Linked DNA regions of Homo sapiens: regions 1 and 2 are each linked to region 3. The links are chromatin loops, found by intact Hi-C in ENCODE. Cell type or tissue: right lobe of liver. All regions are shown on one strand. Each heading gives the region's core, and the rest is flanking DNA. Links, peaks and the distances in the headings are about the cores only. Region 1 has its middle 170 kb from the start of PINCR. Region 2 has its middle 96 kb from the start of MAOA. Region 3 overlaps MAOA (monoamine oxidase A).

Region 1 (10,710 bases), core at 1,227-9,226, 400 kb after region 3:
TTGGAATGAAGATGTCTGAGAAGACCCTGATAAAGCTGGGGACTTTGAGCCCCTATATTCTGATAAGGCTTCTTTGCCAGTAGAAGAGCTTTCTCCACATCCAGTGGAAGCAGCCTCCCAATCCCCAGTGGAATTGTCCTCCCAGTTCACAGTAGTGTCACCCTTTTCATTTCTGTCTGAGTAGATTAAGCCTGCATTGCCTTAGGAAATTTTAATGGCCTCCACTGAGGCAGTTCCCATGCAAGACAATTCAGATTCTCCTCATGACTTACCTCCACCACCCCTCTTTGTGTTTAGACCTATAACTAGATTCAAGTTACAGAAGACTTTTAAAGTCAAAGTGTGACCCATGAGGAGATGCACTATATTCCAAAATAACTTCTTGATTTCTCTAATTTATACAAGTAGAAATCCAGGGAATATGTGTGGGAAAGGATATTCAGGATATGGGATAATGCTGGAAGGAACATAATGTTAGATCAGGCTGAATTTATTGATATGGGCTCCATAATCAGGAATTCTGCATTTAATGTTACAGATTGGGGAGTTAGAAAGGACTTTAATTATTTGGTTAGTTGGCTAAAATATGAACCAAAAGATGGCCCACCACAAGTGAATTAGAAATGCCCAATCTTGGCCAGGTGTGGTGGCTCACATCTGTAATCTCAGCACTTTGGGAGGCCAAGGCAGGCGGATCACCTGAGGTCGGGAGTTCGAGACCAGCCTGACCAACATGGAGAAACCCTGTCTCTATTAAAAATACACACAAAAAATTAGCAGGGCATCGTGGTGTATGCCTATAATCCCAGCTACTCGGCAGATTGAGGCAGGAGACATAGCTTGAACCCAGGAGGTGGAGGTTGTGATGAGCTGAGGTCACGCCATTGCGCTCCAGCCTGGGCAACAAGAGCGAAACTCTGTCTCAAAAACACACACACACACACACACACACACACACACACACACACACAAAAGCCCAATCTTTCTTGGTTTAATGCAGAGAAAGGAATACAAAGGCTGGGGATACTGGACTGTTAAAGTGGATTTTTTATTTGAGACTTATATCAGAAGAGTCCAGGCAGCATACTTTTCACTAATACATTGATGACTAAATTTGTAAGAGGAGCTCCAGCAATCTTGAAGAGCTCCATGATCACTCTTCTGTGTAGGCCAGAACTTACAGTGGGAACCATAGTCACTCAATTAGAAAACCTAAATGAAATAGGAGTAATTGGATCCCAGACTGGCAAAGCCAAGAGGCAGAACTCAATCACCAAAGGCAAGTTGAGGTTAGTCACTATAATGAACAGCAATATTAAGTTAGTTGAATATACAAGTCTAAAATTCAGTGAATAAATTGAGGTTGAAGACAGGCTTTTAGAAGTTGTAAGTATATATATGATATTTGTATTAGTCAGTGTTCTCCAGATAAACAGAACTAATAGGATACACACACACACACACACACACACACACACACACACACACACACATATGTTTTGTTATAAGGAATTGTCTCACATACAATTATGAAGGTTGAGAATTCCCATGATCTGCCATCTGCAAGCTGGAGACCCAGGAAAGTTAGTGGTATAATTCAGACCAAGTATAAAGGCCTGAGAACCAGGGGAGCCAATGATGTAAATCCCAGTCTGAAGGTAGGAAAAGATGAGATGAGATGTACCAGCTGAAGCAGTAAGGCAAAAGGGCAGGGGCAATTTGTTTCTTTCTCCACCTTTACTCTATTCTGACCTTCAGTGGACTGGGTGATGCCTACACACATTAGGGAGAACCATCTACTTAGTTCACCAACTCAAATGTTAATCTTATTTAGAAACATTCTCATAGACATATCTAGAAATAATGTTTAACCTGATGTCTGGGCATCCGCAATCTGCTCAAGTTGATGTATAAAAGTAGAAGTATCACAATATCTAAAGCAATGGGACAAATCAGATTACCTAAGGAATGAGAGCAGATGGAGGAAAATAATGACAAGAAAATAGAGCTCTGGTACACTTCAATGTTTGGAGGTTTGATAAATGAGGAAGAGCCAAAGGATAGAAAAGGAGGAAGCAGTGAGGTTAAAAGAAAATTTAAGAATAGTGTTCTGAAGGCTAAATGAACAAAGGTGTTTCAAGGAGGAAGGAGTCATCAATATTGTAAATGCCACTGATGAGTTAAACAGATGAGGACTAATAATTGACTATTAGATTTGGCAACATGGAGATCATTTGTGACTTTGCCAAGAGTGGTTTCAGTGGATGAATATGTACTATATATTTAATCAGAAAAGAAAGCAATACTTTAGTGTCACCTTATGGAACCTATTTTAGTGTAGTGTGCTGACAAAAGCACAGGGTTAATAATTAAATAACTTGCTTCCAATCGGGCTATGGCAGCAATGGGACAAATAGAAGGAAAATCATTTCATCTTCTATGGTCTCGGTTTCTGTATTTATAAAATTAGGAGGTACATATGGTTTTAACATGATGGAGCAAAGTAATTTCCACACTCTTCTTTTGAAAACCATCTCTGAACACAAGGATGAAACAAAAGAGAAACACAAATTTCACCTTCAATAAAACTAGAAGAACTTTTTAACCTCAAACCACAATACAGATGGAAAAAGGATGGAGAAATGGTAAATAATTTAGCAAACTAGTGACATATAGCCAGTTCACCTTGAATTGCTCTGAACAGGCTAGAAAATGGAGGCACTAGACAGCACCGCCAGTAGGAGTCAGGCAGGGGAATATCAGCAAGAATGGTGAGATTTTTTATGTCATCACTCCTGTCCTTCCCCACTCCCACAAAGCACAGGTGATATATTTTCTGGGTTACTTGAACCAAGGAGATTCTGGAATTGGCTATCCCAGAATCTGGAATTTGCTAACACATAAGGGAGAACAGGAGTGAAATGCCAGAGCATAAAAGGGCACTGAGTGAGAGTCTGTATAGTAAAGGTAAAACTCCAATCCCCTACTTTTACTCAACACCACAACAAAGGCAGGCAGCCTCAGATACCACAGGCAGGTGATTGGAAGATTATTTGCTGATAAGACTAAACTTCTCTAGAAAGAAGATCCATAAATACTGACATTTTGGGGTTTTCAGTGAAAAATCTGTCTGGCCATTTGATTATTTAATTGTGAAGTCCATTCATGAACAAGGCCCACTTATGGTCAAAGAGCTTCCAATCAACTCATTGTTACTTCAGTTTTAAATACGAATGGCCCGCCAATGATTATCAGATGGTTGGGGATAGCCATCAACATGAAAAAGAGACAAAAACAGAGAGGAAATGCAGAGAGCAGAGGAATTAAATTTTTATCGTCAGAGATTAAGAATGAGTTATCAGAAATTATAAATATGATTAAAAATAGGAAATTTAATTTAAAAACTGGAACTTTCAGTCATGGAAATTTCCTAGCAATTGGAACCAAAAGGCAAAAAGATTTACAATTAGGAGGCTCCCCCCACACCACCCAGCCAAGATGAGTGACTAGGGGCATCAGATGCCAGTTTTCCTCAGAAAGAAGATCAAAGTTAATGGTGAATGGACATGTTCTGAATGGAAAACTGAGGGAAGAGAGTCTGTCAAAGTGACCATGGAAAGAAGCTAGAATCCAGAAAAGGAAAGCAGCAAGAGTCTGCCAGAGGTGGACCCTCAAGGAACTCTGAGTCCCATGGAAAGAGTAGGTGCATGTTCTTATCTGCTGCCCTCGTCCCTGTGACAATCTGCTGACTGTCAAATAGTTGGGGAGCCCCTCTGCCCTCGTGACCCAGGGCAATACTAGTGGTAGCAACTTCCCATGGACAGAGAACTAGGTGACCACCTCATGCAGGTGTGCCCACACTCCTCTCAGACCCGAACTGAGATGGTGGGCAGCATACTGGTTGTGCATCTGTCATGGGTCACTGTTTTGCCCGATGAATTCTCTGCTCTTAAGTCACCACACCACCAGATTCCCTGCAAATGTACCCCACAATGCACTCTGACTTTGGCAAGTACAGGGGACTAGCAGATCCCCAGGGAGCTGCAGGGCCTCTGGAGATCTAACCCTCTATTCAGGTTGCCCCTAAGGTAGAAGGAGGGTAGCCTGCTAAAGGCCCCCTTGGGCCAAAGAAATGTGGGTATGTATTTGAAATGCTTGTCCCCTGGTGCCGTAAAGAAATAGCACTTGAACATAAATTTAATTCCCTCAGCAAGGCCATTTTTATACTTTCTGCAGAAAGGGTACACTCGACAGCAGTTTTGCCATGAGGGTACACCGAACAAAGGAGACAGGGTCATTTATAACCTGACGCGTCCACCCTACTGCTGTGTCTGGTTTCCATTGGCTGGAACAGGACCTCACATTCTGTATTTGTCCTGATTGGCTACCAACTTAGAACTTTTTAAAAGAAGCAAAGGCAGAGGAGAACGAAGGAAGGAAGAAGTAACTTGTGGAATGCTAAGAAAGGTAAAAACGCCTTCAAATAAGGAAGAGGAACAGGCTATGACCTAATGGTTGCTTGAACCAGTATAAGCATGCCAGGGCAAATATTTAGGCTAAATTGTGGGAGCTAAGAACATAAAGTACATTGATTTCTTTATTACGGCTAGCAGATATTGAATGTTAGCACAGGTCTTTGAATACGTTTTGCTTCTAAGAGAAGTTACTATTTATTTTTAATTAAATGGGGAGGAAAGTCTTTGAAGAGGAACCTCTACTTTACTTTTTACAGTGTGGCAACAATTGCTGAAGGGGACAACACCGACAGCCAGGAACAGACGTGAAGAGGGGGTCATTTCCCACCCCCGTCCACTGTTGCAGATGCAGAAATGGTTCTTCCTACTGGGACCTGGCAGGTATGCACTCAGAGAAAGCATTTGTTGTGCTTTTTGTGGCAGCTCCACCTCTGCTGAAAGTGAGCCTGACCACTTAAGCTTGAATGAAGGGTGGGGCCCAACTCCCCACCCCCACCCCACACACAGAGCAGTAGTGTCTCAGCAATGGAAGACAGACAAGATGCAGAGTTACCTTCCCTAGATCCAGGGAAGAGGCTCTGCCCTGAGCCCATTTTGGTGGTAGCAGTCAGAGAGGTATATCCATGGTCCATAGATGCATTGTAGCTGGGAACCAAAGGACAAAGTGTATATGAACTGAAGGTCATGGGTCCTGTGCCAGGCATGATAGGGAATAAGATTGCATTCCTGGTGGCTCAGGATGAGAAGCTGGTTCACCCCCATTTTCCCTGAAACCTCAGTATACTTTAGTCTTCTTGCCACCTCCCCATCAGGGTGAGTGCTTCCACTCCTCGCCAGCCTACCTAAAGTGGGGCAAGCTCTTACTCTTAAGTGCCACCTACTGGACTGCAGTCTGAACTGCACCACCAAATAGAAAACCTGCTGCCAGAAAGGCTTAGTGTTAGTCCATAAGATAAGCTTCCTGAGACCTATGGACCCTCATCCCACAGGAGATAGTATGTTGGCTCATACATCCAGTACATCACTGTAACAAGCAGCATCTGAGAAAGCCATCACACAGAAGCTACCCACAACCAAGGAACCCATACAGAGCCTTGGCCCCTTGCAAGCACCCAGAAACAAAGCCAAATGATCACACATAACATATGTCACAGTAATACCCTCAAGGAAAAAAAGAATAAAAAATAAAAAAAGTCTCCTTCAAACAATAGCAATTTCAAATATAAGATGCAACAGCTCCCTCAGATGAGAAGGAATCAGTGAAACACCTCTGGCAGTACAAAAAGCCAGAGTGTCTTGACACCTCCAAAAAATCACACTAGGTCTCTAGCAAAGGATTCTAAAAAATGGAAAAGTCTGAAATAACAGACAAAGAATTCAAAATACGGATTGCAAGGAAACTCAACGAGATCCAAGAGTATGTTGAAATACAATGCAAAGAAACCAGACAAATTATTAAGGGTGTGAAAGATGAGACAGCTAGATTTAGAAAAAAACAAATAGAAATTCTGGAATTCAAACATTCTCTAAGGGAATTTCAAAACATAAGTTGGAAGCTTTAATAATAGACTAGACTGAGCAGAAGAAAGAATGTCAGAGCTTGAAGACTGGTTGTTTGAATTAACACAGTCAGACAAAAATAAATAAAAAATAATTTTAAAAAATGAACAAAGTATTTAAGAAATGTGGAATTATGTAAAGCAACCAAACCTATGACTGATTGGCATTCCTGAGAGAGAAAAAGTAAAAGTAAGCAACTTGGAAAACATGTTTGAGGGAAATTTCAGGAAAAATTCAGGAAAATTTCCCTGATCTTGTTAGAGAAGTTGATATCTAGATACAAAAAATTCAGAGAAAACCTGTGAGATACTATACAAGACAACCATTCCCATGACATTTAGTTAACACAGCATCCAAGATCAAGGCAAAAGGAAAAATGTTAAAGGCTACTAGAGAAAAGGGCAAAACTATCTATAAATAAAATCCTATCAGACTAACATCAGACTTCTCTGGAGAAACCACACAAGCTAGAAGACATTGGGGGCCGATTTTTAGCCTTCTTAAAGAAAAAAAAAATACCAGCCAAGAATTTCATATCCTGACAAACTAAGCTTCATATGTGAAGAAGAAATGAAGTGTTTCCCAGACAAGAAAACACTAAGGGAATTTATCACCACCAGAATAGCCCTACAATAAATGCTCAAAGGAGTTTTAAACGTGGAAATGAAAGAATGGTACTTGCTACCATAAAAACACACATAAATACAAAGTTTACAGAACTCATATAGCAATTACATAATTGAGACTACAAAGCAACTACCTAAAAACAGTATGACAGGAGCAAAACCTCATATATCAATATTAACCTTGAACATAAATGGCCTAAACGCATCATTTTAAAGATATAGACTGGCAAATTGTATCAAAAACAGGATCCAACCTTCTGCTGCCTTCAAGACCCATCTCACATGTAATGACTCCCACAGGCTCAAAGTAAAGAGATGGAGAAAGATCTATCATGCAAATGGAAAACAAAAAAGAGCAGGGGTCACTATTGTATCAGAAAAAACAGACTTTAAACCACAAGAGTTAAAAAAAAAAAAAAGACAAAAAAGGTCATTATATAAAGATAAAGGGTGCAACAAGAAGATTTAACTATACAAAATACATGTACACCCAACATGAAGCATCTAGATTTATATAACAAATACTACTACACCTAATAAAAGAGATAGTCATACAATAATATTGGGGGAATTCAACACTCCACTGACAGCACTAGACAAATCAAGGCAAAAAACTAACGAAGAAAATTGGGACTTAAGTTGGACTCTTGACCAAATGGACCTAATATACATCTAGAGAATACCTAACAATCACAGAGTATACATTTTTCTCACCTGTGCATGAAATATTCTTGAAAATTGGCCACATGCTTGCTCATAAAGCAAGTCTCAATAAATTTGAAAAATCAAAATCATATCAAGCATCTTCTTGGACCACAGTGGAATAAAATTAGAAATCAATACCAAGAGGAACTCTCAAAACCACATAAGTACATGGAAACTAAACAATTAGTTCCTGAATAAAATGGGTAAAAAATAAAGTTAAGCTGGGAATTTAAAAAATGGAAATAAATGAAAATAGAGACACAACCTACCAAAACCTCTGGAATATAGCAAAAGTAATGTTAAAAGGAAAGGTTACAGTGCTAAATGCCTACATCAAAAATACAGAAAGATCTCAAATTAACTTAATGTCACACTAAAGTAGAAATACAGGAGCAAACAATCTCAAAGCTAACACAAGTAAAGAAGTAATAAAAATCAGAGCAGAACTAAGTGAAATTCAGAACAAAATCACATACAAAGGACCAATAAAAGGAGAAGTGAGTTCTTTCAAAGGATAAACAAGATCGATAGACCACTAGCTAGATTAATCAAGGAAAAAAAGAGAAAAGATTCAAATAAGCAAAATCAGAAATGACAAAGTTGACATTACAACTGATACCAGAGAATTACAAAATGATCCTCAGAGACTACTATAAATATCTCTGTGCACACACTCTAGAAAACCTAGAGGAAATGGATAAATTCCTGGAAAGCATTTGATAAAAATCTAACATCCCTTTATGATAAAAACCCTCAATAAACTATGCATCAAAGGAACATATCTCAAAATAATAAGAGCCATATATGACAAACCCACAGCCAACATTCATGCCAAATGGATAAAAGTTAACAACATTCTTCCTAAGAACTGGAACAAGATGAGGACGTCCACTCTTACCACTCCTATTCAACATAATACTAGAAGTTCTAGCAAGAGCAATCAGGCAAGAGAAAAAAATAAAAGGCATCTAAATTACAAAAGAAGAAGTCAAATTATCTGTGTTCACTGACAATATAATCCTATGCCTACAAAACCCTAAAGATTCATCTGAATGACTCCTGGACCTGATAAATGACTTCAGTAAAATTTCAGGATACAAAATGAAGATACAAAAATCAGTAGCATTTTTATACACCAATAACATTCAAGCTGATAATCGAATAAAGAACTAAATCTGATTTACAATAATCACACACAAAATAACCCCTAGGAATACATTTAACAAAGGAGTTGAAAGATCCCTACCAGGAGGACTACAAAACAGTGATGAAAGAAACAATAGATGATACAAACAAATGGAAAAACATTCAATGCCCACAGATTGAAAGAATTAATATTGATAAAATGACCATACTTCCTAAAGCAATCTACAGATTCAACACAATTCCTATCAAATTACCAACATTATTTTTCACAGAACTAGAAGTAAAAATTCTAAAATTCATATGGAACAAAAAAGAACCTGAATAGCCAAAGCAGTCCTAAGCAAAAGGAACCAAGCCAAAGCCATCATGTTACCCCACTTCAAGCTATAATACAAGGATATAGTAACCAAAACAGCATGCTGCTAATACAAAAATAAACACATAGATCAATGGCATAGAATAGAGAAACTAGAAATAAATCCACACACTTATAACCAACTAATGCTTGACGAAGTCAAGAAAAATAAACAGTGGGGAAAGAACATCTTATTCAATAAATGGTGTTGGGAAAGCTGGCTAACTATATGCAGAAGAATGAAACTGGACCCCGACACAAAAACTAACTTAAGATGGATTAAAGAATTAAATGTAAGACCTTAAGTGATAAAAATATAAGGAAAAAAACTAAGAAAAACAATTCTGGATATTGGCCTGAAGAATTTATGACTAAGACCTTGAAAGCAAATGCAACAAAATAAAACTTGACAATTGGGACTTAATTAAATTAAAGAGCTTCTGCACAGCCAAAGAAACTATCGCCAGAGTAAACAGACAACCTTCAGAATGGGAGAAAATATTTGCAATCTATGCATCTGACAAAGGACTAACACCCAGATCTGTAAGTAACTTAAACAAATCAACAAGAGAAAACAAGTAGCCCCATTAAAAAGTAGGCCAAGGACACAGACACTTCTCAAAAGAAGTCAGACAAGCAGCCAACAAATAATGAAAACATGTTCAGCATCACTAATCATTAGAGAAATGAAAATTAAAACCACAATGAGATATCATCTCACACCAGTCAGAATGGCTATTATTAGTAAGTCACAAAATAAGACATGTGAGTGAAGATGTGGACAGAAAGGAATGCTTATACAATGTTGGTGGGAATATAAATTAGTTCAACCTCTATGAACAACAGTAGGGATATTTCTCAAAGAATTAAAAACAGACTGGGTGCGGTGGCTCACGCCTATAATTGCAGCACTTTGGGAGGCTGAGGCAGGTGGATCACTTGAGGTCAGGAGTTTGAGACAAGCCTAGCCAACATAATGAATTCTTGTCTCTACTAAAAATTAAAAAAATTAGCTCGGCATGGTGGCAGGTGCCTGTAGTCCCAGCTACTCGGGAGGCTGAGGCAGGAGAATCACTTGAACCCAGGAGTCAAGATCACACCACTGCACTCCAGCCTGGGCAACAGAGTGAAACTCTGTCTCAGAAAAAAAAAAAAAAGAATTAAAAATAGAACTACCATTTGACTCAGCAATTCCACAACTGAGCAGCTACCAAAAGGAAAAGAAATAGTCATATCTAAATGAAACCTGCACTTGTATGTTCATCACAGCACTATTCACTATAGCAAAATCATGGGATCAAACAAAGTGTCCATCAATGGTGTATTGGATAAAGTAAATGTTGTATATACGTACCACAGAATACTATGCAGCCATAACAATAATAAAATCATGTTCTTTGCAGCAACATGGATGCAGCTGGAGGCCATTATTCTAAGTGAAGTAACTCAGAAACAGAAAATCAAATAGTGCACATTCTCACTTATAAATGGGAGGTAAAGAAAGGGTACATATGCACATAAAGATGGAAAACAACAGACATTAGGGACTCCAAAAGTCGGGAGAGAGGGAAAGGGCAAGGGTTATAAAATTACTTATTGGGTGCTATGTTTACTATTTGGGTAATGGGTTTACTGGAAGCCCAAACCCCAGAATTATGCAATATAACCATGTAACAAACCTGCACATGTACCCACTGAATCTGTTTTTTTTAAGACTTAAGAGAAAAACAACAACAAGAAGTACAATAGGCAAATAAGAGTTTCACAAAGTGATAATTTCTTTGCCAGAGTAATTTTCTGTGTGATATAAAATATAATTCAAGAACATTTCCTAAAATGGGCA
Region 2 (10,710 bases), core at 1,241-9,240, 190 kb after region 3:
ACTGTGGGCCTCTTAAAATAGCTTTTAGAGGAGACAGACATAAGCCCATTTGTCTATTAGACAGCCCAGGTTGCCCCACCCCTATAGATAGTTCCCTTTGCACACCCACCCCCCAGCCACCCACTCATCCACTGTAAGTAGCTCCCCTCCCCTGTACCATAGGTAGCTTAGGAAATGCTGTTTCCCTAGCTGGTTCTGGCATGGGTGTGCAAACTTCCCTGCCTGCCTGATGTTTGAGAATGGCATGTTCCTCCTATCAGAAAGATATTTTTCTGACTCTGTGAGCTCAAGGAATTTTAATTGATGTTTACAAGACTGGTTGGATATTCCCTCTCTCCTCTCTACTTCTTCATAAAAATGTGGAGTTTCAGGTAAGTGGATCCCTCTCCTGGAGCACGTTCCACAGTGCGTCAAATCATATCCATCCCAATAGAACATTTCACTGGAGGTAGGTTCAAAACATCCAGTCTCCTAAGTTCCCAACATCCCACAGGCAGTAAGCAAGCCTGTAGCTTGGAAAGGTGACTTCACACATAATGGAAGTTGGATCTGGTATTAGTGGAACCAGGGACATAAGTTGGATCCTGGGTAGACCGTTGCTGCTAGTGCAAACTCATTAGCAAGAAAAATAAATGTAATGGGATAATGGTTGTGGGGTTCTATTCCTGTCAGTGACAGTACTGATGGAAAATAATAGAGGTATGTTTACATTTAGATGTTGAACCAGGAGGAGGGGAATTCATTACAAATGCTACTTGCTAACTGTAACTTTTCACAATCAGTTTGTTTAAACCGGCAGAGACCCTGATTGAGAGCAATATCTAGTGCTGGTCAAAGAGGGTGAGGCCAAGCACATAATAGCCAGGCCTCTGTGTATATAGTTTTAAACCTATAAAAATTACTTCAGGGCTTGGCGCGGTGGCTCACGCCTGTAATCCCAGCACTTTGGGAGGCTGAGGCTGGCGGATCACGAGGTCAGGTGTTCGAGACCAGCCTGGCCAACGTGGTGAAACCCCATCTCTACTAAAAATACAAAAATTAGCCAGGCATGGTCGTGGGTGCCTGTAATCCCAGCTACTCAGGAGGCTGAGGCAGGAGAATTGCTTGAACCTGGGAGGCAAAGGTTGCAGTGAGCCGAGATTGCGCCACTGCACTCCAGCCTGGGTGACAGAGCAAGACTCAGTCTTGGAAAAATAAAAAAGAGAAAAAACTTCACGAAGACAAGACACATGAGGAATTGCTGACATACCTTATCTCCCCTTCTCACTTCTGATGGACAAGAGACTAGTCCTTAACAAGTTACTCTTATCTGTAAGGTCCCCCAAAATAAATGTGCGCACAGAAGACAACTATCAAGAGAACAGTTATTACTCAGAGCTCTCCACTGGGCCACGTGAAGCCTGTTGCCTAATTCTTCAAAAAGCTATCCTGATTTTTGTAAAGAAGTCAGTTGGGCATTTGTAACTTCCTGCTCTTTAGGACTTTGCTACTAAACTGGGGACCATGAATTGACAGAATAGGCATAACTCAGGAGGTTCCTAGAAATGTAGATGCTCAGGCCCTACTCAGGACTTGCTGAATCAGAATCTGCTTTGTAACAGGGTCCCCAAGTGATTCATATGCATGTTAGAGTTTGAAAAGAAGTACCCTAGGTCAGTGATTCTCAAGCAGATGCCCACTCAGGGTTTCTTGTTAGCCTTATGAAACAGAATGAGTCTGGAGATGCTAAAACTTCTCCTCAAGAGGACAGTGCCCAAAACTATGCCTTACCTTTGCAGGAACAAGATATGGAGAAGCTGGCCCTATTTTCTTTCATCAATCCCTTTAGAGATAGGGTCTCTTTTTTTCCCTCAGAAGAAGTCTGATGGCCAGTCAGGAGGAGACTTAATAGTCCTATCACCAGAGTCATTATCTAGTGTCAGTATCACTAGAGTTAAAATTATGAGCAACAGAAAACTGGTTCTCCATATCCTGGATGAGGGGCAGGGTTAGGGATGGGTGGTATAAGCTTGACTAATATGTATTTCCTGCTGTCAAGGATCTCTATTCCTTTCAGGAAAGGAAAGATGTTTTCATTCCACCCGAAAATAGTTACTTTCCTACTTTAATGTAAATAGCAAAAGGCTGAGGGATAGATGTCTGTGTTAGTCAGGGTTCTTCAGAGAAACAGAACCAGTAGGATGTGTGTGTATGTAGAGCCACTTAAGGAATAGACTCATGTGATTATGGAGGCTGGCAAGTCCAAAATCTACAGTTCAGGTCTGAATTCCTTCAGACTGGAAACCCAGGGAAGAGCTGATGTTGCAGTTCAAGTCAGAAGACCATCGGCTGGCCAGATTCCTCTTTGCTTGGGGGGAGTTGGTCTTTTCTTCAATTCAGGCCTTCAGCTGATTGGATGAGGCACACTCACATTATGGAGGGAAAGTCCACCAATTTAAATGTTAATCTCATCCAAAAACACCTTCAGAGAAACATCCAGAATAATGTCTGACTGAATATCCCGGCATTGTTTGCCCAGCCAAGTTGACATGTAAAATTAACCATCACAATCTTTCTTTGCCCACTGCCTTTCTTCGCTCACTGCCTTTCTTCATGCTCCTCTTGAGCAATGCTGGCTGCCAGAGCTGTATCTCAAGCCTTTCTTTAGAGCCTCTGTATTGCAGACTTGTCTATCCCACTGGTATTTCAAATTCACTATGGCCAAGATGTCTGATTTTTTTTCTCATCACCTGCCTACCCATAACCCCCCCCCCTTTTTTTTTTTTTTTTGGTATTCAGGACCACAGTCAATGGTATTCTTATCCAATTCATCATGTAAGGCAGTAACCTGAGAGGATCTTCAATGCTTTCATCACCTTCCCTTCCCCCATGTCCTCCTCCCCAGTGCCCTCATTACCAAAGGAAGATGTTTTAAGTACAGCAACACTTGCCTAAGAAATACCAAAACTAAATGTTGTGCGTCATTGCAACTGTCTGTAAACAGATGAAGTATTTTTGTTTTCAAAAAACTAAAACCACACTGTTTGAGTGCCCCTGGTAAGCCAAACACTGACTGGACCTAACTGATGATGCTTTCCTCACCAATGAATAATAGGAATTGAGTAAACCAACCTTGTCAGACCTATGGATTCATTCTATGTTAGCCAGAGTGCTAGTTTTTAATCCTCAATTAGTATAACCACTATGAAACCTGCTGCCTGGTATTTAAAAACTATTTTTTTCTCTCAGTGAAGAAATCAGTGCATTTCTTCAAAGGCATGCTTTCCTTTGCCTAGGAAGTTAATCGACTAAATGTCTTAGTCCATTTTGTGTTACTAGAACAGAATACCTGAGACTGGACAATTTATAAACAAAATAAATTTGGCTCATGGTTCTGGAGGCTGGGAAGTCCAAGATTCAGGGTCCGCCTGTGGTGAAATCCTTCATGTTGCATCATCCCATGGTGGAAGGCATCACATGGTGAGAGAAGGTGAGAGTGCACAAGGTACAGCGAGAAAAAGAGGGCCAAACTCTTGGGCTAACTAGTCCACCCCTGTGATAATGGCATTAATCTATTCATGAGGAAAAAGTCCTCATGACCTAATCACCTCTTAAAGGTCTTACCTCTTTTTTTTGAGATGGAGTTTCACTCTTGTTGCCCATGCTGGAGTGCAATGGTGCAATCTTGGCTCACCGCAACCTCTGCCTCTCGGGTTCAAGAGATTCTCCTGCCTCAGCCTCCTGAGTAGCTGGGATTACAGGCATGCACCACTATGCCTGGCTAATTTTGTATTTTTTTAGTAGAAACGGGATTTCTCCATGTTGGTCAGCCTGGTCCTGAACTCCCGACCTCAGGTGATCCGCCTGCCTCAGCCTCCCAAAGTCCTAGGATTACAGGTGTGATCCACCGCACCCAGCCAAAGGTCTTACCTCTTAAAGGTCCTATCTTTTAATACTGTTGCAATGACAGTTAAATTTCAACATGAGTTTTAGAGGAAACATTCAAACCATAGCACCCAATTTTGTAATTTTTAAACCTCTGGTGGTTTTATTTTATTCCTTGACATCCCTAATATTTGAATATCCAGGTCTATTGATGTTTTACCTTCTAAATATTTATCATATGCATTCCAAGTACCGTGAATCTGGTTCAACATGGACACATAGAGGGGAACTACACACACTGGGGCCTATTGGAGGATGGAAGGTGGGAGGAGGAAGAGTATCAGGAAAAATAACTAATGGATACTAGGCTTAATACCTGGCTGATGAAATAATGTGTACAACAAACCCCATGACACATATTTACCTATGTAACAAACCTGCACATTGTGCATATGTACCCCTGAACTTAAAACTTAAAAAAAAAAAATCTGGTTCAAATTGCCATGTCTTTAGGTTGTGGTAAATTTTTCCTAACTGGTTTCCATGTTGCTAACTTTATGCCTTAACTACTGTCTTAAATCTCTATGTTGGGTAGAAATTATATTCAAGATTCTAAACCACTTAACTAATCGGTGCCCTTTAAGAACTGCCTTTATTCCTCAGACATAAGTTTAAGATGCTAGGTGCCAGATCAAGAGAACCTCGTGTCTCATATTAACTCCTTGTCACCTTTAACTGAACTGCCACGTCTAGTCTTATAACTTATTTTCTGGTGGTACTGAATTACTCATAGTCCTCTGTGAAAACATGCCACAGCCTTCATGTAAACCACTCCTTGCTATTCCTTGTTTTATATGAGCTTAGTTGTAGAGGATGAATATAATTTAGCCAGGTGTTGTGTCAGGCAGGATCCCAACAGGAAACAGATGGCATACACGAATTAGGATCATTTAAGGAGGGTTTATTTACAAAGGGTTTAATTAAAGCATAGGTGGGGTGAAGAGGACTACAAGAGAGTGCAGGAACCCAAGACTAGAAGCAGCTACTACTACCACTAGGCTAGAAGAGATGAGGGGAAGGAAAGGTTGCTGGAAACTAGAATGAGAGAGAATCCTGTAGAGCAGGCCCATTGAGAGGAACAGATCTTCCGCAACAGGGCCAGGCCAAGGCAACATCACAGGAGGGAGTCCTGGGAATAAAAGCCTGAGCACATTTACCTATTTCCTTGTCATCTTGCCAACATTTTCACAGGTGCCTTTATCTTCTGGCTTCCAATCTATACAGATCAGCATCTCTGGACAGGGAGAGGTAAGGAAAAGGGTAGAAAAAGTAGATCTGGAGGGGAAAGGAAAATACCCAACGTGGGCTCATTCCAAAAACCTTGGGCCTTGATCTTTTGTTTTTCCTCATGTAAGCGCATATATTTAATCTCTCTTACTAGACTATGTCTCAAGGAAAGAGATTGCTTTACCCAGCTTTGGGTCCACAGAGCCCCAAACATAGGAAGTTTCATTGAGTTTAACTGGCCAGGTTCACCTATATCTTTTCCTATCCTTCCCTTGCCTTTGGAAGCACCCTTTCTTGAATTATTGCCTCTTGATTACCTTGTGCTTGGTGTGTCTCTCTTGGCCCCAGGCATGGTGTTACTACACTAGGCTTCATCTTGAATTGAGGTGGGGACCCTGGCAATCAAAGCCAACTTCTGCCAGATGCCCAGGAGAGTGAAGAGAAGAAAGCAGAAGGTCTTTTCCACGAGGTGGTCTTTTGCTGCCACCTTCTGGCATCCTTTCACTACACCCCAGATTCTCAGGAAATTGAATCAAGTCACACCTCCCCAGGGGAGGTGGGCCCAGGGGGAGTGAAAGAAGCAGACCTTACTCAAAGACAAGAAGGCTCAGCTGGCCCTGGTCTCCTGTTGGTTAGAGGGCAGCAAAAGCTAGCATTTCAAGAAGCAATAAAATACAATTTTTCTAGTCTTTAGATGCCGAAACCTAAACTTTGGTTTCATCCTCTTACTACAGCTCTAATTCAAAAAAAAAAAAAAAAAAAAAGAAATGCCAGCGACAGCCACCTCTTTGCCTCTCCACCAACTTCTGTACAACTGCCAGCACAGATATGGAGATATCCTACTTCTCTGCCATGCTTGGAGTGGTTGCCCAAAGGGCAGGAACTGACTTATAGGTTTTTAATTTTTTTATGTGTGGTTATATATATATATATAAACATAAAGCCATTGTAACTATTTTTAAGTGTGTAATTCAGTAGCATTAAGTACATTCACATTGTTGTGCAACCATTGCCACCATCCATCTCTAGAACTTCCTTATCATCCTAAACAGAAAATCTCTACCCATTAAACAATAACTCCTCATTCTTCCTACCCCCAGCTCCAGTAAACTCTATTCTACTTTCTGTCTTTATGAATTTGCCTATTCTAGGTACTATATAGAAGTGGGATTATACAATATTTGTCCTTTTATGACTGGCTTATTTCACTTAGTATAATGTCCTCAAGATTCATCAATGTTGTAGCATGTATCAGAATTTCATTCCTTTTTATAGCTGAGTAATATTCCATTGTATGTATATAAATGTGCAGAAAATATTGAAGGATACAATAAATAGCAAAAAATAAATGGTATAAAAATGTTAGAGAGATTAAGAAATTTTAATAACTGAAATTGCAGTTATAGTTAAACTTCCTTTATTCCCCTTCCCAATCCTATTCTCCCTCCTCCCTCCCTAAAGGTAATCACTACCCTGAAGTTGATGGGTTTCTTCCCATTTTATATTTTTATATTATATGTTTAGTTTTCCAAAACAATATATAGTATTCTCTTGTGTTTTTATATTCAATAAATAGCATACTCTATGTGACATTCTGAAGTTTCCATGTCTCACTGTTGTTTTCAAGATTTATCCATGTTGATGCATGTGGTTCTAGTGCATTTCATTTTACTGTTTTATCCTTTTAAGTATGTGCATGTGACATATTAGCCATCATCCTATTGCTGAACATTTAGGATGTTTCCAGGTTTTTTTTTTTTTTGCTGTTACAAATAATGCTGCCATGTATTATTTGTATCCTTACCACATTTCTTTGAGCACAGGCTTTTCCTGGGGTCTGGAATACATACCCTGAACTAGAATTGCTGAGCTACAGGCCATGCACATCATCACTTTTACCAGATTCTGCTAAATGTCTATTGGTACAGCAAAATAGCACTTCAAATTTGGACAGCAGTGTTTGAAAGTCCCAATTTTTCCATACTCATCTCCAATTAGTATTATCAGTCTTTTTACTATTTCTCAGTCTGTTGGATAAAAATGGTATAATGGTATCTAATTGCTTCAGTTTTCATTTCTTTGGTTTTTAGGGGAGATAAGCATCTTTAGTATGTTTATTAGTCATTTGGAGTTTCTTATCTATAAAAATTCTAAGACTCATTTATATTTTAGAGTTTGAAGGAGTTCTAAAACCTATCCGCCCAATGAAAACTTATTATGGGTGTTTACCTATTTCCTTTATGAAGGCTTATTTATGGGTGTTTACCTATTTCCTTTTAGTGAGAGAACTTCAATTTCATGTTTCAGGGCTTGCTGCCACCAGATGTCAGCACTGTACCATAATCTCAGAGCCCAGCTTTGCCGGAAACGTGTTTTCCGTGATTCAAGATGGTGGGTCTTAATCATGTTTGGTAATACAATTGGATTTCTGCACATTTGTGCAAATAACTTGTAAAAATTCAAATATACTTAAGTAAATTATATTCTTTAGAACAAAGTTTTAAAGCAAGTTGAGCCCTGAGTCTAAATATCTGCATACATATTAGATTTCTGATTTCTACTGTGTCAATCTTAAAATTAGATGGTAACAAAATGTTAAAGCCAACATCTTTCGAATGATTATGTGCAGAGAACTGAGCTAAGCGCTTTTGACATATAGCCACGTGATTCTTACTGCAGTTATGTAAGGCAGGCGTCCTCACCTCATCTATCAAAAAGGGATAACTGAGACATAGAGAGGTTAAGTCAGTTGCTCACTAGCACACAGCTAGTTAAATGTCACATCTAAGGTCTTTCAACACAGGCAGGTTGCTTTCAAAGTCTGTATTCCCTGCTATTATGCTACTCTGGCTCTCAACATATGGAATTCTGCAATCAGCCTGTGTCCAAATCCCCTAGGGAGTTTGTGCTTAGGGATAAGAATAAACTTGAGCTAACAAGGGGGAATCCTTTCTAAAACTGTCTCCTGGTGGTGGAGGCGCATCTGCTTATTTCTGAGGTCAGCTGTATCTTCTAGTAAGAAGGCTTTTTTTCTTTTTTTAATCTTCCTTCTTTCAAAATCAGTTTCTAAAATAATAACCCAATTTTTTTTTTCACTCTGCCTCTTGGCAAACTTTCTCTGAATTTTACAGCATCCAACAAAAAATACCTGTGTGCTAATGCTGTATGTGTCAGGGTATTTTCCAGCGTATTTGCCACCTTCCCGTTAGTACCTATGCTCACAATATACCTTCACTTGGAAAGAAGACATTGCCTTGTCTCTCTGCTTCTTATCTTTTGTGCTCACAACAGATTAGCACCAGGCGGATAACAGATATAAGAGGGTGTGGTCTAAATACTAGAGAGAAGTAGAGACACCTGACCCCTGCCTTCAAGCTTCGGAGTGCTCACTCCTCACTTTTCACCCCCATTGTCCAGTCACTGTGTTTCACTAAACATGGGGCAATATGATCTCTGCATGGGTAGCAAGAGTCTGTCTGTGAGCTTCTTGCCTCTGCTCAGTGGAGCTAGGGGTCACCAGGTTTCCCCTTCGATGAAAGATCAAGAAGTCTCTTGGGAAATAACTCCTCCAAACAAAGTGGATTGTCTCAACTGTCCTTCCTAATAACAATGCCCATGTTAATCGGGGTTGGGATGATTTTGAGTATTAACATGTCCTACTGCTCAGCCAGTTCTCCAATCTAATCCCCACTGACTGACGCTGAAGTCCTGGGGTGAGAAAACTACAGGAAAAAACTGGCAGAATAGCTGCATTGAAATGCTTTTACTCAGGATCTAAAACAGTGCAGCTTTGTTTTGGAGTAGCATTTAAAATGCCAAGATGAGGAAAGAGGAATTGTCTCTGCTTCTGAGGAAAACATAGCCCAGATATGGTAGAACAAAGGCTCTAAATAACCCAGTGAGTTGCCCTGTTATGTTATCTCACCCGTGGCAGTGCCAAGGCTCTCACCTATGATGACAGAGTTGTTATAAACTGAAGGACATTGCCTCTTGAGGGCATGGGTGGCCTGACATCTCAGCTACAGGGAAACACAGCAGAAAAAAGAAATGGCTAATGCCATGGAGTGGCAAAAAGAAATATTTCTGTGGGCTCAGGCAAGGTGTCCCTTGGAGACTCCTAGAAATAGTGCCTCTGTCCTTTCCTCTCCCTCCACCCCAACCCGAAGATCTTACTTTAGCAGGCATGGGAAAAAGATTCAGAGAAATATTACTGATGATTGTGATTTGTACAAGTCCATATTCAAATGAAATCCCCAGGAATCAAGACAGATCATACAAAAACAAATTAGAGTAATTTTCCCTTAGGAGTTCTTGTTGGGGTGTTCAAAACATAGCTTTACAAATCAACATTTTCTGATCACATTAGATTCAGGGAAAAAAAATAATGCCCCCCCAAGTACAATGCCCCAAGCTGCTCTTGTCCTTCTTCTTCTTCTTCTTTTTTTTTTTTTTTTTGAGACAAGGTCTCACTCTGTCACTCAAGCTGCAGTGCAGTGTCACAATCATGGCTCACTGCAGCCCTGATCTCCCAGGCTCAGGTGATCCTCCCACCTCAGCCTCCTGAACAGCTATGACTACAGGCACATGCCACCACACCCGGATAATTTTTGGTATTTAATATTTTTTGTAGAGACAGGATTTTGCCATGTTGTCCAGACTGGTCTCGAACTCCTGGGCTCAAACAATCCACCTGCCTTGGCCTCCCAAAGTGCTAGGATTACAGGCATGAGCCACTCCACCCAGCCCTCTTGTCTTCTTAGATTCATATTAGCAGAGAGTTTAGCCCCTCTCTCTCTAGGTTTTCTTCTTTGTAACAAGCACAAGAATAGTGGTTTAGCCAATCCTACAATCCTAAGGGTCCACCTTGCTGCACCCTGAGGAGGAGAAAAGCAAAGAAATTGCTTGGAACTCCAAAGGGTTCTACTTGTCTTGCCCTTGTGGGGGCCAAGGCCCTCACTGAAAAATCATGGACATGAGGCAGATTGATTAATAGGAGAAAAGGCATACAAATTTATTTAACATGTATACATGGGATCCTTCAGAAGGAAGATCCAACCCCCCAACAGAGTACAGAAGTTTATCTATTATCTCGAGGCAATAGAAAGAATGCAGGCTCAGAGCATGGCCCAAAACAGATATGTTGGTAAATCAGGTTTTCGTGGCAAGACAGGTCATGGGAGTGAGAAAGGAAGAGGTTTGGCTAGCAAAAGTAGTCTTGTTATATAGATGAAGCCTCATAGGTAGTAGCCCTCAGAGGGAATAAATTGTAAGTGTTTCTTTTCAGACTTTTAAAGTTATCAGACTTTTAGTAGACTTCTTCCAGATCCAGGAAAAGCCTAGAAAGGGAAGGCCTGGCTGCTTTAGTAGAGATTCTCTACAGATACAAATTTCTTCCATCTCAATCTTCTGGCTCTATGACAGCGATTTCAAAATTTGTCAAAGAAATATATTTTGGGGTAAAATATTTTGATTTCCTTTACCATGCAATTCAATTCTGTTTCTATTAAGTGACCTGTGATAGCTGAGGTGCTCTCTTTGATATGGTGCTAGAATCTCCTT
Region 3 (10,710 bases), core at 833-8,832:
CCTTCTCCCTGTCTCAGAGGGACTGCTGTGCAGAACCCTCATTTCCCTCAATGCCGATCCGTGAAGGATGTGATCTGCTGAGTGCTCAAAAGCACCCACCTGATGCCAAACGACGCTTACATTATCCCAATACTGTCTTCTGTCTTTACCTAACTGGAAATTTTTACCATGGATTCATGTGTGGGGGTGGGGAGAAGGTTAGCCCAACTCTGAGAAGCCAAGAGCACCCTTCCTGGGTACACCCGGTGTCAGTCCTAGCCCTTGGAGTAAGCTGGAGAGAGACTGGATTTTTTTTGTTTTTGTTTTCTGTGCTTGTTAATTTTAATTTGTTAATTTTGCATTTCAGCCAGATATCCAGCTTCCCTGAGAGGCCAGGCTTGTCATAAATGATCGGATGAAATAAATAATGAATAAATGCTTCTCTCTTGGATTCCAGTTTAAATCCAAGAGCCCTGGTGAGATCTGAGGACTGGTTCTGTCAATTATTTCTTCCAGACTGACCTTCGGTTACTAATTGGCTCATTTAAATTCATTCTTTTGAGGGCATGTTACAATGGAAGTGAAATAATTAAAGAGCAGAAAACTTGAATTTGTAGTTGGATATGTTTGAAGGTATGTCATTACCATTATGATACTGGGCACCATATGAAATTGTGGTCCTGGGAAATGACAGTGGGTTTTACTTTTTCTCATGCAAGTGATGTTTCGTAGTAAAACCTGGATCCTTGATGGCTACTTGCTTATCTCTCTATCTATACCAAAAATAGTGGCATAAGGCAGTGCTTGCCAACCTTTTTCACATCACATTACACAGAAAAAAAATGATTGCATTTGTTTTGGCACACTGGGTAAATGGATACAGTTACTGAATGCATGGAAGCTAGTAGCTTAGGGGCTGTGGCCACCCAAGTTCCTATTCCTCTGACTGGAGAACTGATGGCCTCCAGATCTCTACATAGATACAACCCATTCGTGGTGGGGTCTGTCATTTGGGGAGACATTAAACAAGCATTTCAAAAAATATGTAATTGTGAATCTTTATGGAGGGAAAACAAAAGCAGTGATAAGAGCATTCTTTCATATGTTTGTTGGCCATTTGTATATCTTCTTTTGTGAAGTAACTCAGGAATGGAAAACCAAACATCATATGTTCTCCCTGATATGTGAGAGCTAAGCTATGAGGACACAAAGGCATAAGAATGATACAATGGACTTTGGGGACTTGGCGGGGAAGAGCGGGAGGGAGGCGAGGGATAAAAGACAACAAATAGTGTGCAGTGTATACTGCTCGAGTGATGGGTGCATCAGGATCTCACAAGTCTCCACTAAAGAACTTACTCATGTAACCAAATACCACCTGTACCCGAATCACTTATGGAAAATAATTTTTTTAAAGCAGTGATAAGAGATTATAATGGAGAATTAATTGTCCGGGGGGTTTCTCAGGAAATGCATCTCTGAGGAAGTGCTATTTCATCCCTTGGGAAATAACCTAAAGGATTTAGCCAACTGAAGAATGGAGAAAATAACCTTCCATGGAGAGGGAACCAAGACAGAAAAGAACTGGATATATCTGAGGATTTATGAGAACGAGATGGCTGGAAGGTTCTGAGGGAGAGTGGAGTGACCAGAGACGAGGGTAGGGAAACAGGCAGAAAAAAGAGCATGCAAGGCCTTGGGAGCCACAGTGCGTCATATCCAAAGTTCATTGAGCAGCTATTGAAAGGGCTTGAGTCTGGACTGACAGGATCAGATTTGCAGTTTTAAAAGATCTACTTGGGCTGCTCGGGTGGTGTAGTAAAAGGGAAACCAGGGCATTTTAGCAAGAGATGACTAATCAGAGAGGAGTTACTAGTGGAGAAAAGTAATTTGAGATGTATTTTTGAAGTAGGAATCATAGTAGACCACAAAGAGATCCTTTATTTCTTTAAAGCTATCATTTATTGTTAGTACTGTAACAACTTCACTTATGTGATCCTATTGAATGCTCAGAACAACTGAACAGCTAGCTCCATTTAACAGATAAGAAAATGCATGTTCAATACCAAGATTCAAACCCAGGCCTAGCCAGCTCCAGAAACCTGAGCTTTTAACATTTACGCTTTCCTACAAAACAGGGTGACTTAACAAAGTATCTGTTTCTAAAGACAGTTCTTAGGGCTAAGAAATCAGAACGTGCCTTTAGAAATAATAAGTATTCCTAGTTGTGTGTTAAAGGTAGGAAGCTGAAACCAACAGACTTTCCTGTCCCTAAGCTAAACAATACTGAACCAGTCAAAATAACTTGGCTACTTGTCCCAGGAAATACTTGCTCCTGGAATACAAAGCTTTGAAGTAACACAAATAGATTATTTATCAAGACTAACAGCTTGCTCATCAAGACTTGCTTTAAGACACCACTTTACTTTGCCTACCAATCCACAACTACTCTATCATAAACTTTTCCAATTCCAACCAGTTTTTTGCCTTGCAAGATCTGCCTTAAAAACAACCCCCAAATTGAAAACCCTGTGAACCCTCCCCCAATTTTTCCACTTTGAGACACTAGTAAGACTGTCAATGCGATGTTCTTCCTTATGCAATGTGTCTGATAAACTTAGCTTTTCTTGATTGACATGTTTTCTGATGATCTTTTGGGAAGTCAATGGTTGGCAAGTGCCTGGTAGGATACTCTTGCTTTGGGGCTTGGCCATCTAAAGGGATGCCTGAGCAGGTTCATGTGAAAGTCCAGTATTCAGTTGTGTGCAGAGTCTGAAAGAAATTCAGTTATTGGGGTTAAAGAATAGAAATTTCTCTTCTGTCGTTTATTAAAGGTACAAACTTGGAATCTAGTTTCGTGCTTATGTAAGACAAATACATTTGCTTCTCAGGATCCCAGATGCAAGCCTTTTCAGGCTTTGTAGAAGACAAAGCTGGATAGAAGCTATATTGGGGTGTGTGTGTGATAGGGAAGAGGGTAGGCATTGGTGGAAGCAGGGCAGAGCCATGTGGTTTTAAATCATTAAAAGTTCTACTTGCTGCTCCAAATTCAGGTGCCTGGAACAGCAGGGATTTAAGGACAGACCAATTGTGGCATTTAACTCTTGGTTTTCAAAAATATTGAGGCCCATATGGTAGGCTAGACAATAGCCTGGCTGAAGATGTTCACGTCCTAACTCTGGGGCAAATGAATATGTTACCTTACATGGCAAAGGGACTTTGCAGATGTGATTAAGGATTATAAAATAGGGAGATAATCCTCATGGGCCCAATGTACTCACAAAGGTTCTCTTAAGAGGGAGGCAGGAGGCTCAAAGTGAGGAGGAGATGGTGCATCCATGGAAACAAGAGATTGGAGTGATGCAGCCACAAGCCAAGGAATGCTAGCAGCCTTTGGAAACAGAAAGAGGCAAGGAATGAGTTCTCCCTTGGAGCTTCCAGAAGGAACCATTCCTGCTAACACCTTGATTTTAGCCCTGTAAGACTCATTTTGAACTTTTGACTTCCAGAACTGTAAAATAATAAGCTTGTGTTGTTTTAAGCTACTAAGCTTGTGCCATTTTGCTACAGGGGCAATAGGACATTAATACAGCCAACAAAATTAAAATGGCTGATATAGCAAAGGTGGTCAGGCTGCTTGAGGGAGAAGCTGACTTACCCTCACTCCCTTTGGCCTGTCTGAACTGGCCCCATCTCTCAGTGGACTTACCTTTCAGATGTATCCTCCAGCCAGCTCTACACAGTCTAAATATAAGGCCCATCTAATACCAGCTGCCTCATTGGACTCATCTAGGGACCTCATACCTGCATCTTCCATGTTTGCTAGTTGATGTGATAGAATAGTCTATAGTAGCCAGATGAATACACGACACCAGGCAAACAGACCTCCTTTGCTCATTTTCTTAATGTAAACCTAATTCACTGCCAGATGTATTACATATTTAGTGTATGTCTGGCATGGGGTACACAGTTTACCAGCTTAGATGTTGATCTTGCTGAAGACAGAGTTGCCAAGGTTTAGTTCCACTGAAATCCCATATAGTGAACCCACGGGACACTTATGTACCATTCCAGATGCCAGCCACTATTAGGTGTATGTTTTCTGAATTTGTACAGCCCCAAATAATCTAGGGTGCTCTGAGGACCTCTAAGGTGGTCCAAGCACTATACAGTGCCTAAAAGAAACACAATTTTGACGCCCAAATCTTAAAAGTAATGTAAATATTTACTATACCACAAAACTCCTAGCCAAACTTAGGAAGCTTCCTTCCTTCCTTCTTTCCTTCTTTCCTTCCATCTCCTTAGGTTGTCAAAACAGCTTTTGAAAGCCCCTTCTTCTCCCATCATTCTCAGCAAACTAACGCAGGAACAGAAAACCAAACACTGCATGTTCTCACTCATAAGTGGGAGTTGAACAATGAGAACACATGGACACAGGGAGAGGAACATCACACACCAGGGCCTGAGGGGGCAAGAGGACGGAGAGCATTAGGACAAATACCTAATGCATGCAGGGCTTAAGACCTAGATGACGGGTTGATAGGTGCAGCAAACCACCATGGCACATGTATATCTATGCAACAAACCTTCATGTTCTGCACATGTATCCCAGAACTTAAAATAAAATCGAAAGAGAAAACCCCTTCTTCTGTCCAGCTGCACTCCTCCACAGCCCCAAGTTGCCTTTCTGAAACTTTCTCCTCTCCCCAGCTCCCTTCTCCTGCTTTCCCCAGATTACTTCCCTGCCCTTTCTAAGGTGAAAGCAATTCCACCTGTCTCATCTCCCATCGATGTTCTTTTCACCCATTACCCAGATGCACACAACAGAGGCTGAAAAACCAAGAAGTTCTAACAAAAAACCTTCCTGAGAGATTAGGGCAGAGGAAAGGCTGCAAATATTAGATATCAATATTGATCCATGTCACAACTGAAAACAAAGTAAGAGAGTGCAGGCAAATGTGTTGGAGGAAATTCTGGGTGGAGGTGACGCTTCTTAGTTTCCCCAAGAGCGAGGCTGTCTTGAATACTTTAGGATTTCCACTAGAAGGAAACAACACTAATTGGCCAGAAGATGGCACTCTTTTAAAACAAATTGGGGCCGCCCCCTAGCACAGGTGCTGGAAGATAGTCAATCACAGTCGTTAAAGAGCTCCAAGTGCAGAGAAGGGCTGGGCAGACAGGGGAACAGTAAAAGACTGATGGGGTGAACTACGGTCAATGGGACAAATAGGACTTAACAGTCAGCACTTATTAGTTGCAGATGTGGTTTTCTTTACCATTTAGTCATGCCATTTCTATTTTTTACTTCCTGTCTCACTATGTGGTGTCCTTAGTCTCTTGCCACACAGTGATGCTTATGGAGGCCTGAGGATTCTGGTAACTTCCTCTTAAATCGTGCTTCCCCTGCATTCCTAGCACCTCATGCTTTTCTGTAATAGCACTGACCAGAGCCACAATTAATGTGTTCCACAGTATCTACAATCAACTGTGTGCTCCATGAGGTGGGCTGTGTCTTGTACACTGCTGAATCACAGCATGGTGCCTACCTACCACATAGTAGGTGCTCAATAAGTAGGTGTTGAATGATTGTAAGAAATTCAAGGTAATAACTGCTCGCAAAACTTAAGCAGTGCTTCCTTTCTGCTATTCTAAAAGGTTGATGGAGAAGAGCTGATGCCTACTGAGTGCTTGCTGCATTAAGCCGTTACCTGCATTATCTCTGTTTTCCCATCAATTCTGTAAGACAGGTACTTCAAGCCACAGTACTTATCTAGGGGCATGTAAAAAGTAAATGACACAAGGTGCAGGGGTGCCCTATATCAATCCATCAAGATTCTCATTACTGCACTACTCTGTGGACCTTTAAGCACCCCACCCCCGCCAATCTTCGTCTCTTTCCCTGTCCCTACCTCCCCATCCCCCAGCACACACCCACACCTCTTTCCTCCACTCTATTTCACCCATAGACCTCGGTGGTTTGTGGAAAATATATGAGGCCCATTAATAGGAAAACCTGGTTCCCATTGAGGTGTTACTGTTTGGAGTGTAAATAAATAGTAGCCTTTGATGGATCACACGTGCATTAAGGGGAGGTCTTACTTGAAGGGCCCACAGCCCACCTTGAATGAATGGCAAGTTTCCTCAAGCCAGCTTTTTCACATGAGGCTTCCAAAGCTGCTTTTCAGAAACTTGGCTCCAGGCTGAGACAACCAGTTCACATCTACTGTCACTTTGAGACCTGCTTTTGCCTTCAAACTCTGAAAAGAATGGCCTTGATCAAGGAAGAGAGCCAAGCCCTGGGCTCTGATAGAGGAAAGAGAACTGTTACTATTACCTAGTACCTTCCTTTGTTTTCATCCTCTTCCTCTAATGTCTCAGTCAGCTTCCTTAGGCTAAGGGGCATGCCTTGCACATTTACCACCACCTCAGTGTAAAGCAAGGAGTATAGTTTGAAAAAATTAATACACTCAATGTTGATGTCCTGTTTGCTGAAATTATATCATAGCACAGAATAAATGTTAATAGAAGAGCGGTGATTTCTATCTCACTGCAAATATGTGGTTTTTCCAATAAAGTCTGACACTGCTCTCGTCAATCGTGACATTCACATAGCAGGAGATAAACACTGCCACGGTATGCTGGGCTGGGGAAGGGTAATTTCTTAAGGGAGATTTCTGGTCTAAGAAGACTTTTTTCTGTCTTTGTTTTTCTTTTTTGCCATTCCAACCCAGGCCTCTCCTACTCACTCCAGGTAGTTTTACAAAGTGGTTGCTGATCTTTGTGCTTATTTCTCAGAAAATCAGACATCCAAAAAGAACTTGTAAGTGATGGAAAATACATCATTTAAGTGATGCAAAACCAAACCTTGCACTTCTTTATCAAGGACTTGAAGACAACTTGGACATGTGAACCAAGCCTTCAAATGTGTTTTATTTTTTATTTTATTTTATTTTTATTTATTTTATTTATTTTTATTTTTTTATTTTTTTTGAGACAGAGTCTCACTCCGTCACCAGGGCTGGAGTGCAGTGGCACGATCTTGGCTCACTGCAACCTCCGCCTCCCTAGTTCAAGCGATTCTCCTGCCTCAGCTTCCTGAATAGCTGGGACTACAGGCACTTGCCACCACGCCCAGCTAATTTTTGTATTTTTAGTAGAGACGGGGTTTCACCATGTTGGCCAGGATGGTCTCGATCTCTTGACCTCGTGATCCGCCCGCCTTGGCCTCCCAAAGTGCTGGGATTACAGGCGTGAGCCACCGTGCCCGGCCTTTTATTTTTTGAGACAGAGTTTTGCTCTTGTCATCCAGGCTGGAGTGCAATGGCGCGATCTCGGCTCACTGCAACCTCTGCCTCCCAGGTTCAAGTGATTCTCCTGTCTCAGCCTCCCAAGTAGTTGGGATTACAGGCATGCACCACCACGCTGGGCTAATTTTTGTATTTTTAGTAGAGACAGGATTTCACCATGTTGGTCAGGCTGGTCTTGAACTCCTTACCTCAAATAATCCACCTGCCTCGGCCTCCCAAAGTGCTGGGATTAGAGGTGTGAGCCACTGCACCCACCCCAAATGTGTTTTAATTGATCAGCAATCTTTTCAAGGAATTTGAATATAAATGCTCTTTAGAAGGGCACATACTTCCTAGGTCAGCCAGTCCTCAGTATTCCCAAATGTCTTATGTCTGCTGCTGTTCGTTTTTAGCTGCCCAACTCCTGAAGACATTGAATTTAGGACTCCTCTTTAGAAATGCTTATTTTTCCCTTTGATCTTTCTGTTAGTTTTCTGTAGATGGGGCTCATTCATTGAGACAGAGATTGAATTATTTCCAGGGTTCCTTCCAATTCTGATTTTTTTTTCTTCCATGTAAAGAATAGTGCAGAAATACAACCCTCTAAAGGAAGTTCCCTTACCTAACAGGGATAGGTTCACAGCGAGAGCTCCATTCTATCTATAAAGCCAAAGCTCAAGTCCACAATGTCTTTTACATGACAAGGCAACTTTCTATGAGAATAAAGTAGATAATGCAGTGCTCCACCCTGGATCTGCAGGGAATACAGGCTGGTCGAAGATCCCAGCTACAGTTCCTCACTAGAAATTGTCCTTGAACCTGCCTTACTCAAGGTAACACCCTCTCTCAGGGGGAGGCTGATGAAGGGTCACAGAGTCCAGACCTCCTTGTCTCAATGAGGGATACTTCTGAAGGGTCTTCCTAGCTCCTCATTAGAACCTGTAGTTGCAACTGCATTGTAGGTCGACTCTCCTGCCCAATCCTACCTTCCTCACCCTCTTAGGTGTATTTCCTGAGGATTGTCTTCAATAAACTTTTTGCCCTGACTCTGTATCTTAGAGTCTGTTTCCAGGGAACCCAATCTAGGACAAGGAGTAAACCAGGGTACAGAAAGACTGATTTTTTTGCCCCTGGCATACCAATAGGCAAAAACAGTTACAGTGCTGGCAACAAAATGCATAGATCACATTATGCTGCCGTGAAAAGAATGCTCAGAAGTCATCTAATGCAACCCAACCTTTTCCAGATGTGGAGACCGAGAGAACCAAAGTGACTTGCTCAAGTTATCATAAGCTACTAGGTGAGAAAACTTGGACCAGAATCCACATCTGTGGCCCAGTTAGGCAGGCTACAGTATTTCAGTGTTTAATCAGTTCCCAGAAAACCTCAATAACACATGAGAGTCAAACTCAACTTTGAGAATTTGCAGTCGGTATTAAACAATTTCCTAAGCCTATCCTCCATGGACAATGCCTCATTGTGACCTCCTGCTATAAGAAGCCATTGAACTTTCTGCATAGAGCCATCAACTAAATACAGGAGTCGAGTCTGCATTGGGGGTGGCAGTGCACTTTATTAACAAACAAAACAGTACCATACAGGCAAAATCTTACTTCAGTGGCAAAGCACACACATAGGTATACTCCAACGTGTAGCACTGGGGCAAACTTCAGACATGGAACATTAGGCACCAAGTTCACAATCACACTAAACATAGTTCACAATCCTTCAATCCATACTCTTCAGTGGAGGATGAGGCCTTATTTAACAGTTAACTGGGACAGACAGATGAAGTTTTAAAATCTAATTCTTGGCCTAACTGTGGAGTGGGGCTGACTCAGCCTTCAGAACTGTGAAGTGGATGCCTTAACAGGGCCAAGATCTATCAGCCTCTTAAACTGACTTTCATTTCTCTGGTTCAGAGAAAAAGCTTATGGTATCTTCACGTTGGATGAACTTGCATATCGTGAGAGTCCTCAGCTCCAATTTCGTGTCTAGGCACATCTGGACTGGCATTCATTTTGATACCCAATCCATAGATTAATAGGGTTAATCTAATTAGAATAAATTAAATCGTTTTCCAAAAAGTTGAAAAGGGTAAATCACATGAGTTCTTCAACATTCAAGACTTTAAATATGTTAGCAAACTGATTACTGTTCCAACTGTTGCCAGTTAAGAAGTTTAAATCAGCATTTCCCAAAAGGTGTGTCAGGACTGAGTTAATCAGTAAGCTAATAGAAACAACTGCAATAGACTAGGGATGAGATTTCTCAAAGCAGTCTGATATAATATGCGGCAACTCCTTATGTACTGGAGCGTATCCAATACATTCTCAAAACTCCTAAATTAGCTAAAATGCAAGGTAAAGAGCAGTAGAAAAATGCAGCTCTTAGGATAGGCAAAACTTTGGAAGATTTATGTCCTCACACCAGGGTCCAGCAACTTAGGTTTGAATTTATGATAAGGTTAATGATATAATAAACTTGGGTTGGCTGGTTTCCCTGGCAATTGTTAATTCCCCTTAAATAAAAATATGTTGATACATTGTAAAAAGAAGTATTTTACAGTTGAAACCTTTGGAAAGGGCTTTTAAAAATCTGAGTTTTTAAAAGGGGAAAACAAGAGGTGGGCACCCTTGTGGGCCGACATTACTCCTAAGATAGAGAACTTAGTTTTCATATATAAAATGACTCAATTTCATGTCTTTTATAAAACTTAACAACTAAAGCAAGTGAGCTTGCTTTAAGGAAATTAGAGCCCTAATTTCTTTTCTGTTTGATAGTCTCAACAAATAACAGTCAAATTTATCATATGTATTTCAGTACTTAAGAGAAATTGGCATGCTTTGCTAATATTTATGCAGAGGTAACCATGTTGAAGACATATGTAAGTTGAGAGGTATGTCTAATTTTATGGTCATAGGAAAAATTAAAAGAAAACTGCTGCTTTCCTGAAGTTGAAATAGAATGTTACAACTGACAAGGATCCATTGGTGTCTAGCTGCCTTCCAGGGGGAAGAGAAGATGCCAGTCGTAGTTGGTCTCCCACAGAGCTAAGCAGGGAGTCCTCCTGGGGGACAGTCCTGCCACTATTTTCCTCTGCTCAACTGGAAAGCTGCACATAAGTCACAGCAAGTCAGTTTCAACATTCTAACTCAGTTAAACACTCTCCTCCATAAGAAGTGAAAGAGGAAAAATACAAATAAGCTAGCACTGAGACTAGATGTCTAGAGAAGTCGGAGGGACTACAAGTGGTCAGGAGATTCCTGAGGCAGCAGACCACAAGATGTCCCCATTCTGGTCTGAGGGTCTGCATGCCGCTACCCCCAACACTGCTTTCCTTTACTATTTCCTGATCCAAAGTGGAGGCTGCTTCCTCCAGGAGGCTGTGAGCCTCTAGGCTCTGTAATGACAGTTCACCATTGCCTAAGGGAAGAAAAAGGAC

What was found. A loop is a pair of places that touch in the nucleus more often than their neighbours do. Peaks named below come from ENCODE experiments on the same cell type or tissue, not always from the same donor. Only the 100,000 strongest peaks of a DNase experiment are listed, where the experiment ranks them.
Region 1: a loop joins it to region 3, with 5 times the contacts of the local background. A loop is called at or near these places in 22 of 110 quality-filtered maps.
Region 2: it touches region 3 in a loop (4-fold over the local background); 100 of 110 quality-filtered maps call a loop at or near these places.

The regions. Positions count from the first base shown.
Region 1 is chrX:43,344,235-43,354,944 of GRCh38, reverse strand. No RefSeq gene overlaps it. Among named protein-coding and RNA genes, the nearest start is that of PINCR, 170 kb to the right of the region's middle. In right lobe of liver, for the core only: a CTCF peak has its summit at 5,365 (motif pointing left); a DNase peak (open chromatin) is centred at 5,334.
Region 2 is chrX:43,554,788-43,565,497 of GRCh38, reverse strand. No RefSeq gene overlaps it. Among named protein-coding and RNA genes, the nearest start is that of MAOA, 96 kb to the left of the region's middle. In right lobe of liver, for the core only: CTCF peaks have their summits at 5,653 (motif pointing left) and 7,472 (motif pointing right); DNase peaks (open chromatin) are centred at 1,401 and 7,497; H3K27ac peaks cover 337 bases; H3K27me3 peaks cover 489 bases.
Region 3 is chrX:43,744,926-43,755,635 of GRCh38, reverse strand. It overlaps MAOA (monoamine oxidase A), which reads right to left. Exons shown (of 15, transcript NM_000240.4): 15 at 8,819-10,710. Among named protein-coding and RNA genes, the nearest start is that of MAOA, 94 kb to the right of the region's middle. In right lobe of liver, for the core only: a CTCF peak has its summit at 5,046 (motif pointing right); a DNase peak (open chromatin) is centred at 5,095; H3K27ac peaks cover 1,523 bases; H3K27me3 peaks cover 664 bases.